Regions from separate parts of the Homo sapiens genome. Here region 1 is linked to region 2. A link is a contact called in ENCODE Hi-C or POLR2A ChIA-PET data. All regions are on one chromosome and are shown on one strand. The core of a region is the stretch at or near the end of the contact, and the rest is flanking DNA. Distances in the headings are between cores, read along the strand shown.

The links. A loop is a pair of places that touch in the nucleus more often than their neighbours do. ChIA-PET counts read pairs that join two places held with the same protein, here RNA polymerase II (POLR2A).
Region 1: a loop to region 2 is called in a map of endothelial cell of umbilical vein, with 1.9 times the contacts of the local background. The contact joins two enhancer-like sites. A Hi-C loop is called at or near these places in 1 of 168 maps with a recorded cell type or tissue (endothelial cell of umbilical vein). POLR2A ChIA-PET finds 5 or more read pairs at or near these places in 8 of 52 experiments (Caco-2, H1, K562 and 4 more).

Annotation. Positions count from the first base shown.
Region 1 is chr2:159,062,244-159,067,229 of GRCh38, reverse strand. It overlaps TANC1 (tetratricopeptide repeat, ankyrin repeat and coiled-coil containing 1), which reads right to left. Exons shown (of 27, transcript NM_033394.3): 3 at 1,259-1,334. The coding sequence starts at 1,319. Among named protein-coding and RNA genes, the nearest start is that of TANC1, 96 kb to the right of the region's middle. RefSeq lists an enhancer at 2,384-2,912. Within about 2 kb of position 2,154, at least 6 of the 41 ENCODE cell types and tissues checked have a DNase peak (open chromatin) inside an H3K27ac peak, as active enhancers do; they include endothelial cell of umbilical vein, where a contact is called at or near this core.
Region 2 is chr2:159,027,259-159,032,582 of GRCh38, reverse strand. The region is part of intron 2 of TANC1 (tetratricopeptide repeat, ankyrin repeat and coiled-coil containing 1); the gene reads right to left. Among named protein-coding and RNA genes, the nearest start is that of TANC1, 61 kb to the right of the region's middle. RefSeq lists an enhancer at 83-3,107. Within about 2 kb of position 1,406, at least 18 of the 41 ENCODE cell types and tissues checked have a DNase peak (open chromatin) inside an H3K27ac peak, as active enhancers do; they include endothelial cell of umbilical vein, where a contact is called at or near this core.

The sequences.
Region 1 (4,986 bases), core at 905-3,404, 34 kb before region 2:
ATAACCAAAAACGTTAGAAATCCACTTATTCTCTTATATAAGTATGGAAACAACAGACATTAATATTATCACAAGGCATTGCAAGATCTTTTGAATTAAAGAGTTAACCATAATTTTATGATGCTTTAGTAATAAACATACTTCTTAAAACAGAAATTAAAACTGAAACATTATTTGACATAGTAACTCAGAAAACCAGTCATTCTCCAAGGAGACTGGATTAACATGGGTTTACAGAGTGAAATGTAACATTTCAGGCAAGTCAATTCATGCTAACATATTTTTATTGTGCAATACAGGTAGACAATATATAGTTTTTCTAGCGAGAGAAAAATGGTGTACCAGTGAGTATTCACCAAAATAATCCTAGAATAGGTTAGCACAAGGAATGTAATGCTATTAAAGTCACAGTGACAATATGCACCAGAACTCTACAAACAAGAATGAAATTCAAGCCAAATTAAGTAGTTCTCATTATAATGAAAACAAGCAGTCTGGCATTAAGTGGGGCTCCACCTGTTAGGAGTAAAATTTGATACTCCAAAAGATGAGGACCAGTCAGCCAGCAGTTGGTCAAACACATAAAATGTAATCATGTGGGAAAGGGAATGGGATTTCTAGAAACTAAATTCCTGAACACACCTGCTATCCCTCAATGTCTTTAACTTTGACTCCCTCCAGATCTGAATGACCTATTAAAATTATGAACCTTTAAAGTTTCTGGGAAAGGATTTGGTTATAACCCAAACTCAATTCTCAAAGTCACTTCTTATAATAAAGTTCAAAATTATGTTTCCTGTCCTTTTTCTTTTTTAAGAGACAGGGTCTGGCTCTGTTGCCCAGGCTGGAGTACAGTGGCTTTATCATAGCTCACTGCAGCCTTGAACTCCTGGGCTCAAGAGATCCTCCTGCCAGAGCCTCCCAAGTAGCTAGGATTTACAAGTATGTGCCACCATACCCGGATAATTTTTTAAAATTTTTTTGTAGAGGAAAGTGTCTCTTTATGTTGCCCAGGCTGGTCCTGGAACTCCTAGCCTCAAGCAATCCTCCTGCCTTGGCCTCTCAAAATGCTGGGATTACAGGTGTGGGTCACCATGTCTGGCCTATTTCATTTCTCATAGCCTCCAGCACACTGTTTGTTCTAACCCAGGTAACCCTCTCTGACCCACTCCCAAAGCAACAAATCCATCCGGCCTGGGGTGAGGAGCAGCTTGCTGCCCGCTGTCCATGGCTGAGCTTCTCATTCTTGCACACATACCTGCTTCCTTCTTGCCTCCCTTTCCTCCCTCTCGGCTCTTCTTCAGCACAGCCTTTAACATTTTCAACACTTGTTTCTAAGGAGAAAAGAAACAGAGAGAAGAGGAATTAAACATTGAAAGTTGGAATATAACTTGTGTCTTGACAAAAGAGGTAACTTGTGTTCAAACAAACAGACCGCTTAATATTAAGGTACCCTAAGCCTTACATTAATTTTCTTTGAATAAACTATGGTGGGAAACTAAATGCTGAAGACACAAGGAATGTTCTATAACTTTTAATGAAGTGCTCAGAAGTTCACTGTTGTTAGAAAAGCTAAAAAAAAAAAAAAACAATAGTGCATTCTCAGCATTCCACATCTAATTAAGGTTATGAGGCTAAACCTGGGTACAGTACTGCAAGATATTTGGCACAGTTTCCCAATCCCAGTTCATCAAAAGGCGGCACTAGAACATGAAATCAAAAAGATAATGAAAGAAGCTACATGGTTAAAGGCAATGTTTTACAGGTGTTACTAATTATATAATCACAAGGAAAACATTTTGGAAGGTTATGAAATGAGGCATATCTTATAAACATTTGCAAAATAAATACAGTGGGAACACATTTTAACCCTGATCAGAGAACCCAATTAAACAGCACACACCACAGTGGGTTTTTACAATATATAGGAAGTTATAACTTTGGGGTGGGGAAGGGAAGTAAGTAGAACAGGCCTGTGGCACTACGGCCAGATCCTTTAAAGAAAAGGCTGTATCTTTAAGCAGGGTTGTACTGAGCTTGTAAAAACACAATGGCCCAGGTCTAAGATGAAACATGAAACCATCTCTACAGCAAGAGACAGACAAAAGGACCATTATTTCATCATGAAGCCAGTCTCCTTTAAGCTCTCTCTCCCCACTGCTAACTCAGATGAGATGGCTGAACAACCCCAGATGGTAACCAATCTTAGTGGGTTGTGTTACCATCACACCTTTATTAATGCACTAAGGGAAGTAGAAGGCAAGCAGGTCTCTATTGAACAGGCAAGAAAAGGGGTGGGGAGGGGAGGAATGAGGACGGGGAAGGGAGCAGAGGAAGGGAGGCAAGGAGGGAGAAACTCCTATGTAGGAGGGCTCCCACATCTGCCTAGTTAGCACAAATGCCTCAAATGGCCTCAGTGTAACACACCACACACCACCTCTCAGCCCCCAGAGTAAGCAGAAGTTTTGTGGCACCCGTTGAGAAGGGTAAGGAATCCCAATGTGTTGCCATTCATAGAATCACACAACATAAAAAGGCAGGGTGACCTTTCTTATCATTTGGTCCAAGCCTGTATTTGTTTTCCCAAGCCTTTTGTTTTACTGATGAAGAAACAGAGACCCAGGGAGGCTGGCTTGCCAGGGGTCACGAAGCTAATTAACAGCAGGGCCAGAATCCAAATCTGCAGCAGCCCAGCAGGACCACCTTCCTCCCCTCCACCAGGCCGGTCTCTCCTCACAGATCAATGAAAGCTTTGGGCAACAACAATCAAACAAAACTGAGTGATACTAGAAAGATAGTATCTTAGGCAGAATTTGGAAAAAGCCATACTGAAGGTTATCGGAGTAAAATCATCTTACACACAAGTTTTACATACTGAAGGGGCATGGCTTAGAGCCTAATTCTGTTTTTGAAAATGCTGCTTGAATAAACCCTGGTGAAAAAATTTAGGTTTCACCTAAAGGGCAAACACTAAAGTTGGAAGGCAGCAATAGTTTCCATATGGAACCGATGGAAAACACAAACTTCTCTTAACAAGCACACTTCAGAGAAACAATGAAAAACACTGTAGTATAAAAAAATGGTAGTAAAAGTTAATAATAAATAGATAGGTAAACACAGACATATTCTTCAACCAACCAACTTTGGGGTTTATAATTTAGCAAAAACTACCTAAAAAATAAGAGAAAAATACTGACAGAGCCATGCCACCGAAGCTCATGCAAGGTCCCTTGCACCAAGCCTTGGTGAACTCTTCCAGAGCCGTGTGTTTACCTGGATCATTGACCAAGCTCAGGCCCCACCACATCCATGAGCTGCTCCCGATTAATCACCCAGGTCATCACCAGTTGGCAGTACACCTACCAGGCCACTCAGAATAGGCATCACACGGGGCAAGGACTAGGTGACACTGACTCTGGTATCTCATCCCAGACACCCTGTTTTCCTATTTTGGGGCACTCAGCTATTTTCAGGATAGACATACCTTCCACATCAGTGGTCTTAAGTGAAAGAGGCTATCAAATATCTGCTATAGTATTTCTTCCAGTTCCTGTTTTCCTCCATAAATAGCAACTCGAGGTAAATAGCTTAAATTTTATATTCTTAAAAAAGCTATTCAAACTGCGACCTGGAGCAACTTTAACTGATTATACCTGAGTGCAAAAATAAGGAACCATCCTCCCCTCCCCCAGACTGGAAAGGAAAAAAGTAAGTCTTCCCAGCAAGTTAAATTCTGAAACTAACACAGATCAGAGTGGAGCTATACAAAGTCACCTGGAAGTTTCAATCGTCTCTGGCCTTAAACCCATAACTGGAACTTAACAGTCACCAATGGACATACAGGCTATGCCCACTGAAAGGGGGATGGTCACAAATAGCATTTATAGGAATAGACCCTAGGGGCCAATAATGACAGTACACTCCAGAGAAGACTATCTGGTATCTGCACACTTATAAACACATACCCCTATATCCAATTCTGGAAATGGACACATTGGGCTGTTGGAGCTAGGTGCTGTCACACATTGGCATGATACAACTACTTCTTGTTCTGGTTCTGTTCACACTGAGAGACACCTCGTAATTTGGCTCCTTTCTTAGTCTGCAAATAGTAGGGAGAGAGTGTGCTGGTCCAGTTCACACAACTGTCTGGCTTGCTGACAGACAATTCTGAGAATAAATTAACAAATCGGTACTCCAGCTTTAAACAAAAGCTCTCATGAGCTTTGCTTTCTTTTTTTTTTTTTTTTTTTTTTGAGACGGAGTCTCGCTCTGTCGCCCAGGCCGGACTGCGGACTGCAGTGGTGCAATCTCGGCTCACTGCAAGCTCCGCTTCCCGGGTTCACGCCATTCTCCTGCCTCAGCCTCCTGAGTAGCTGGGACTACAGGCACCCACCACCGCGCCCGGCTAATTTTTTGTATTTTTAGTAGAGACGGGGTTTCACCTTGTTAGCCAGGATGGTCTCGATCTCCTGACCTCATGATCCACCCGCCTCGGCCTCCCAAAGTGCTGGGATTACAGGCGTGAGCCACCGCGCCCGGCCGAGCTTTGCTTTCTTAAAGGGAGTCACTTTGCCCAGTCTCATCCATTTAAGACATGGAGAATATTGAGTTTCTGAGGACCAAAGAGAAGGCAGTGGTAAATTCCTCAATGGAAATGGCACCTTGAAGCCCACCTGTGTAGGCAGCCAGCAGGCTCTCCTCTTCTGCATCATCACACTTCCCTTCCAGTAGCAACTTCAACTACTGTCATTTTTCCCCTAAAAGGGTGAACACTGAGCTGTCATGCACTTGAACCAAATAGAAATGATGCAAACCAGCCTTTCTGACACAGTAATTCAGACTCAGCAGATTAAATGACAAGCCCAACATACTGTATGGTAAGGAAGTACTTATGGATAAGTATCATAGGATAAAACATAAGAAATAATGTTCTTTTTTACTATATGTGTATGTGTGTGGTTTTTGTTTTGTTTTTTGTTTGTT
Region 2 (5,324 bases), core at 157-2,656:
AACAGTAGATTACAGGCTGTTATATTTTAACAGCCTTTCAATCCCCAAATGCATGCAAGGACGCCAAAAAAAAAGCATTTTAAAGCAGCACAATTCTTGGCTCTGAAAGGTGACCCTGGGCACCAAGAAAAGGTTACTTTGCTCACAGTGTGTCTCTGCCACTATATCCAGGAGAGATATCCACATGGCTAACCTCAGTCCACAAGATCCAAATGTCCTCAAAAATAGGAATGGGGACTGTATCCAACTGCAATGTGCTGTCTCTGTGTGGTCTCTAACACCAACGGAAACCAGGACAGGCTTTCTCAAAAGCACTGCCATTCTGATCTGGAATATTCCATCTGAGTACTCTCCCATTCATTATTCTCATCCATCTTTTCTTACGGTATCTGTGAGTAAAGCTCCTCACCAGATTATAAACTTCTTTGAGCAGATGGACTATGCCTTTGTATTAATGACACGCCCCCTATCTCCTCCTAAGTCACCAATGAAGCCTTCTGAATCTTTGCCAGTTCAATCTGCCCCAGATACCCCAGGGCCATATGACCTTAGGGAAGAAGGTATTTGAATGAGAGTGTTTTTAAACAGCCTAAGCGTTTCTGTAGTCTCTAAAGGTATTAAGTTTTCAACTTTCTTAAAGATGATAAAATTGGTTTAAATGTTAGGATTCTGTGATCAATAAGGCAAGCTTCAGTTGACTTTGGAATCTAATCTGTATGACATACAGAGCCAAGGAATAAATTCTGTACTGTTATGCATGCCCATGTGAACCACAGAGGCTAGGGTGAGTTTTCCCTTGCTCTAAAGCAACCTCACCTCACATATCTTTAATCATTCATCTACTCAGAATGGATTATTGGGTGACTTCATATTTATTTCTTTTTTCCAAAGCTCAGCTTTCTGATTTATATATTTATTTCTCGATAAGTAATAGCACTCAAAAGCACCAATTTGCTTCAGGCTTGGTAAAGAGTACTTTCATGAATTTAACTGACAGTTCTGTAATATAGGGTTATAATTTACACTTGGGAAAAATTGAGGAATTTGTTTTGTCTAAATTGAATTTAAAACTACATCCACTTCCAGATTCACATAAGTAATTCTCAGTTTTCAAGCTCATGATTGAATATGTACCTTACACCCTAAGACCCATTCACTTGCAAGCAGGCTGAAATGACCTACCAGGACACTAAAAACCTCTCTATTTAGGTCTAGGCTGTCAGGACATCCAGGCCTGGCCTGTTGTTTTCAGTGTCCATGGCCCTTCCTTCCCCACAGCTGAAGCCTCTTAACCCTTGCCCCCACACTCCCCTTGCTGGCTCAACCCAGCGGGAATTTCTAAGATAGAGATTTAAATAGCTCTGGCTAAGTTGCTCTTGCTGCTTAACAGGCAGGCCCTGACCTTGTATCCAGTAACTTGGCTTTCTTGCTCCTGCATTCCACAGGCCTAAATCACCCTCTAGCTCAGTTCTGATAAGGAGCCTGAGACCCTCTCTGGATAATCTGCTGCTAACTCCTCAGGGGCTGAGGAGCTGCCTTGCTCTTGGCAATCTTCCAGGGGACTGGAGGTCACTCTGACTCCATATGGCCAGAGAAGGTCTGGGGACATGGGTGCCTGTGTCAGGCTACTCATATACCCTGAGCCACCAGCCCTGAAGACCTCAGCCCCTTCCTCCTGACACCTGGACTCCCTCCCAGCTGCAGTGGCTGGATCTGCTGCCCCCAACTCTGAGATGGGGGTTCCAAGCCCAGTGCCTCCGGATGCATTAGGAAATGACTCATCACAAAAAGCTGAGGGTCCTCTGGCCAGAACACAAGTCATGAGATCTTGATCTTAGCTGTCAAAAAATGTCAAAAACAAAACCCCAACAACAAACTGAGAAAACAGGATCTCTCTTTTCCTGGAGAATTCAACACCCCTATGTTGGCTTTGAGTATGCTGAAGCCACTGAATCCTCTTTTACTAGTTCTAAGGCGAAAACTGAGGAAAATCAGAGAAATGGCTACAACTGTGTCTTCTCTGAATAGAGGAGAATCAGAGAGCTTCTTATCAACCACTTCAAAGCTAACATCCATGATTATTGAAATTACAACTATGAAATAACTTCTGTCCTAGGAAATCAAGTCATCTTCTAAAAGAAAAATAAATGTGTATGTGCATTTTTATCAATATACTTTAAAGATCCAGACAAAAACCCTAGCTGGTTAAAGTGTACTACACTTTAGAATAACATAAAAAACAGCAACCTTCATTTTCTGGTCAAAGATTATTTTTGTAATACCTAGTAATTTCTACAAAATTCTAGCATTTTTTGCTTTCTACCACCATTCCGTAGAAAGACATTCCCCCCTTGGCTTTATATCTTTGCTTTTTGATCTTGTTAACAATCCAGAAAATTCCAACCTTGCAATTTTTTTTTTCACCCCGGGAAGGAATAACACACAGTCACTTAAAAACCAAAAGCAGTGTCAACACTTCTCAATGACACAGCTGCTGTGAGTGACCAGTGAATAAAAGGGTTTTTGTGGGGAAATGTTGACTTCTCTCCAAAATAATTCTCAGTGTTATTGAAGACATGATCAAAAATAGTAGAGGCTGGGTACAGTGGCTCACACCTATAATCCCAGCACTTTGGGAGGTCAAAGCAGGAGGACTGCTTGAGAACAGGAGTTCAAGACCAGCCTGGACAAGATGGCAAGACCCCATATCGCTATGTTAAAAATACAGGCATGGTGGCACATACGTGTAGACCTAGCTACTTGGGAAGCTGAGGCAGGAGGATCACTTGAGACTAGGAGTTCAAAACTAGCCTGGGCAACACAGACCTCACCTCTACACAAAATTTTTAAAATTAACTGGGTGTGGTGGCAAGCACCTATAGTCTTAGCTACTCAGGAGACTGACGTGGGAGGACTGCTTGAGCCCAGGAGTCCAAGATTATAGTGAACTATGATTGTGCCACTGCACTCCAGCCTGGTTGACAGAGCAAGACTGTCTCTAAAAAATAATTATAAGGCATTAGTTAAGCAAGAAATACTAAGTACTTATGATAAACCACAGTGAAAATACTCAAACTATATGGACACTTGGTTTCAAAAGAGGGTGCCTAGACAGGAAAGAACCCACTCTGTATGCCATGCATTACATGGAACAATGCACATGTTCCATATTACAAACCTTTACTTAAAAAGTGAGGCATACGATCCAACAATCTCATTTCTGGGTATTTATCCAAAAGAACTGAAGTCAGGATCCCAAAGAGCTATTTTCACTCCCATGTTCATTGCAGCATTATTCACAATAACCAAAGTGTAGAAGCATCCTAAATATTCACTAACAGATAAATGGATAAACAAAATGTGATATATACACATAATGGATCATTCCGCCATAAAAAAAGGAAATCCTGATACATGCTACCACATGAATGAAACTTGAAGACATCACACAAGAGAAATAAAACAGTCACAGAAGGATAAACAGCACACGATTCCACTCTTATGAGGTATATAAAGTAGTCAAACTCTGCTAGGCACTGTGGCTCACACCTGTAATCCCAACACTTTGGGAGTCTGACTTGGGAGGACCACTTGAGGCCATGAGTTCAAGACCAGCCTGGGCAACATAGCAAGATCCTCATCTCTATAAAAAAATCTACAAATTAGCTGTGTATAGCAGCACATGCCTATAGTCTCAGCTGCTTGAGAGGATCACTTGAGCACAGGAGTTTGAACTTACAGTGAGCTACACTCAAGCCACTGCATCTAGACTGGGCAACAGAGTGAGAGACCCTATCTCAACAATAATAATCATAATTAATTAATTAATAATCAAACTCATAGAAGCAGAGCAGAATGGTGAATGCCAGGAGCTTGGGGAGAGAGGAAAATGGAGAATTGTTGAAAGAATATAAAGTTTCAGTCACAGAGGATGAAATACTTCTAGAAATCAGCTGTATAACATTGTGTTTATAAGTTAACAACACTGTACACTTAAAATTTTGTTAGGAGTTAGATCTCATGTGTTTTGTTTTGTAACCACAATTTTTTAAAATATGAGGATACAAACTCAAGGATTCAGATTACATTAGCTTCAAAGTTCTTGTCCTTTCTACTGTTTCATTTTGTCTACACACAAGAGAAGTATAAACAGTAAAGAATAGGCCCGACATGATGGCTCACACCTGTAATCCCAGCACTTTGGGAGGCCAAGGCGGGCAAATCACTTGAGGTCAGAAGTTCGAGACCAGCTTGGCCAACATGGTGAAACCCCGTCTCTACTAAAAACACAAAAATTAGCCAAGTGTGGTGGTGTGTGCCTATAATCCCAGCTACTTGGGATGCTAAGGCAGGAGAATCCCTGGAATCTAGGAGATAGAGGTTGCAGTGAGGTGAGATTGCACCATTGCACTCCAGCCTAGGCAACAAGAGTGAGACTCCGTATCAAGAAAAAAAAAGCAATTAGCATATACTATGGTTTGAATGTGTCCCCCAACTTTCATGTGTTGGCAACGTAATCCCCAAATTCATATGTGGAGTGGAGGTGAGGCCTTTGGGAGGAAATAAGGATGAGATGAGGTCATCGGGATGGGGCTCCCATGATAGTACTGGCGGCTTGAAAAAAGAGGAGAGACTTGAACTGACATGCACGCTCTTGCCCTCTCGCTGCGTGATACCTTCTACCACGTTATGAAGCAGGAAGAAGACCCTCATTTGAAGCTAAGCAGATGCCAGCACCATGCTCCTGGACTTCACAGCCTCCAGAACTGTGAGAAATAATTTTCCCTTTTTTATAAATTATGCAGAAGGTGGCATTCAGTTATAGCAAGAGACGGACTAAGACTGAAAATTGGTACCAAGAATGGGGTCATTGCTATAACAGATAGCTGAAAATGTGGAAGTGGCTTTGAAACTGGGCAATGAGTAGAGGCTGGAAGGGTTTGAGGGAGCAAGCTAGAAAAAGCCTGTAATTGCTATAAGTGGAGCATTAGGGGAGATTCTGATGAGGGTTCAGAAGACGAGAGCTAGGGAAAAGTCTGAATCTTCTTCAAGATTTGCTTAAGTGGTGGTGGCCAAAATGTTGGTAGAAATTTGAACAGTAAAGGCCATTCCGACAAGGTCTCAGACGGAAATGAGGAACAAAGTACTGGAAACTAGAGTAAAGGCCATCCTTGTCACAAAGTAGCAACAAGCTTGGCTAAATTGTGTCCATGTCCTAGGTCTTTGTGAAATGCAGAGCTTGAGGGCAATAAACTAAAATATCTGGCAGAAGAAATATTTAAGCAGCAAAGCATTCAGGATATTGCATGGTTACTTTTGACCAC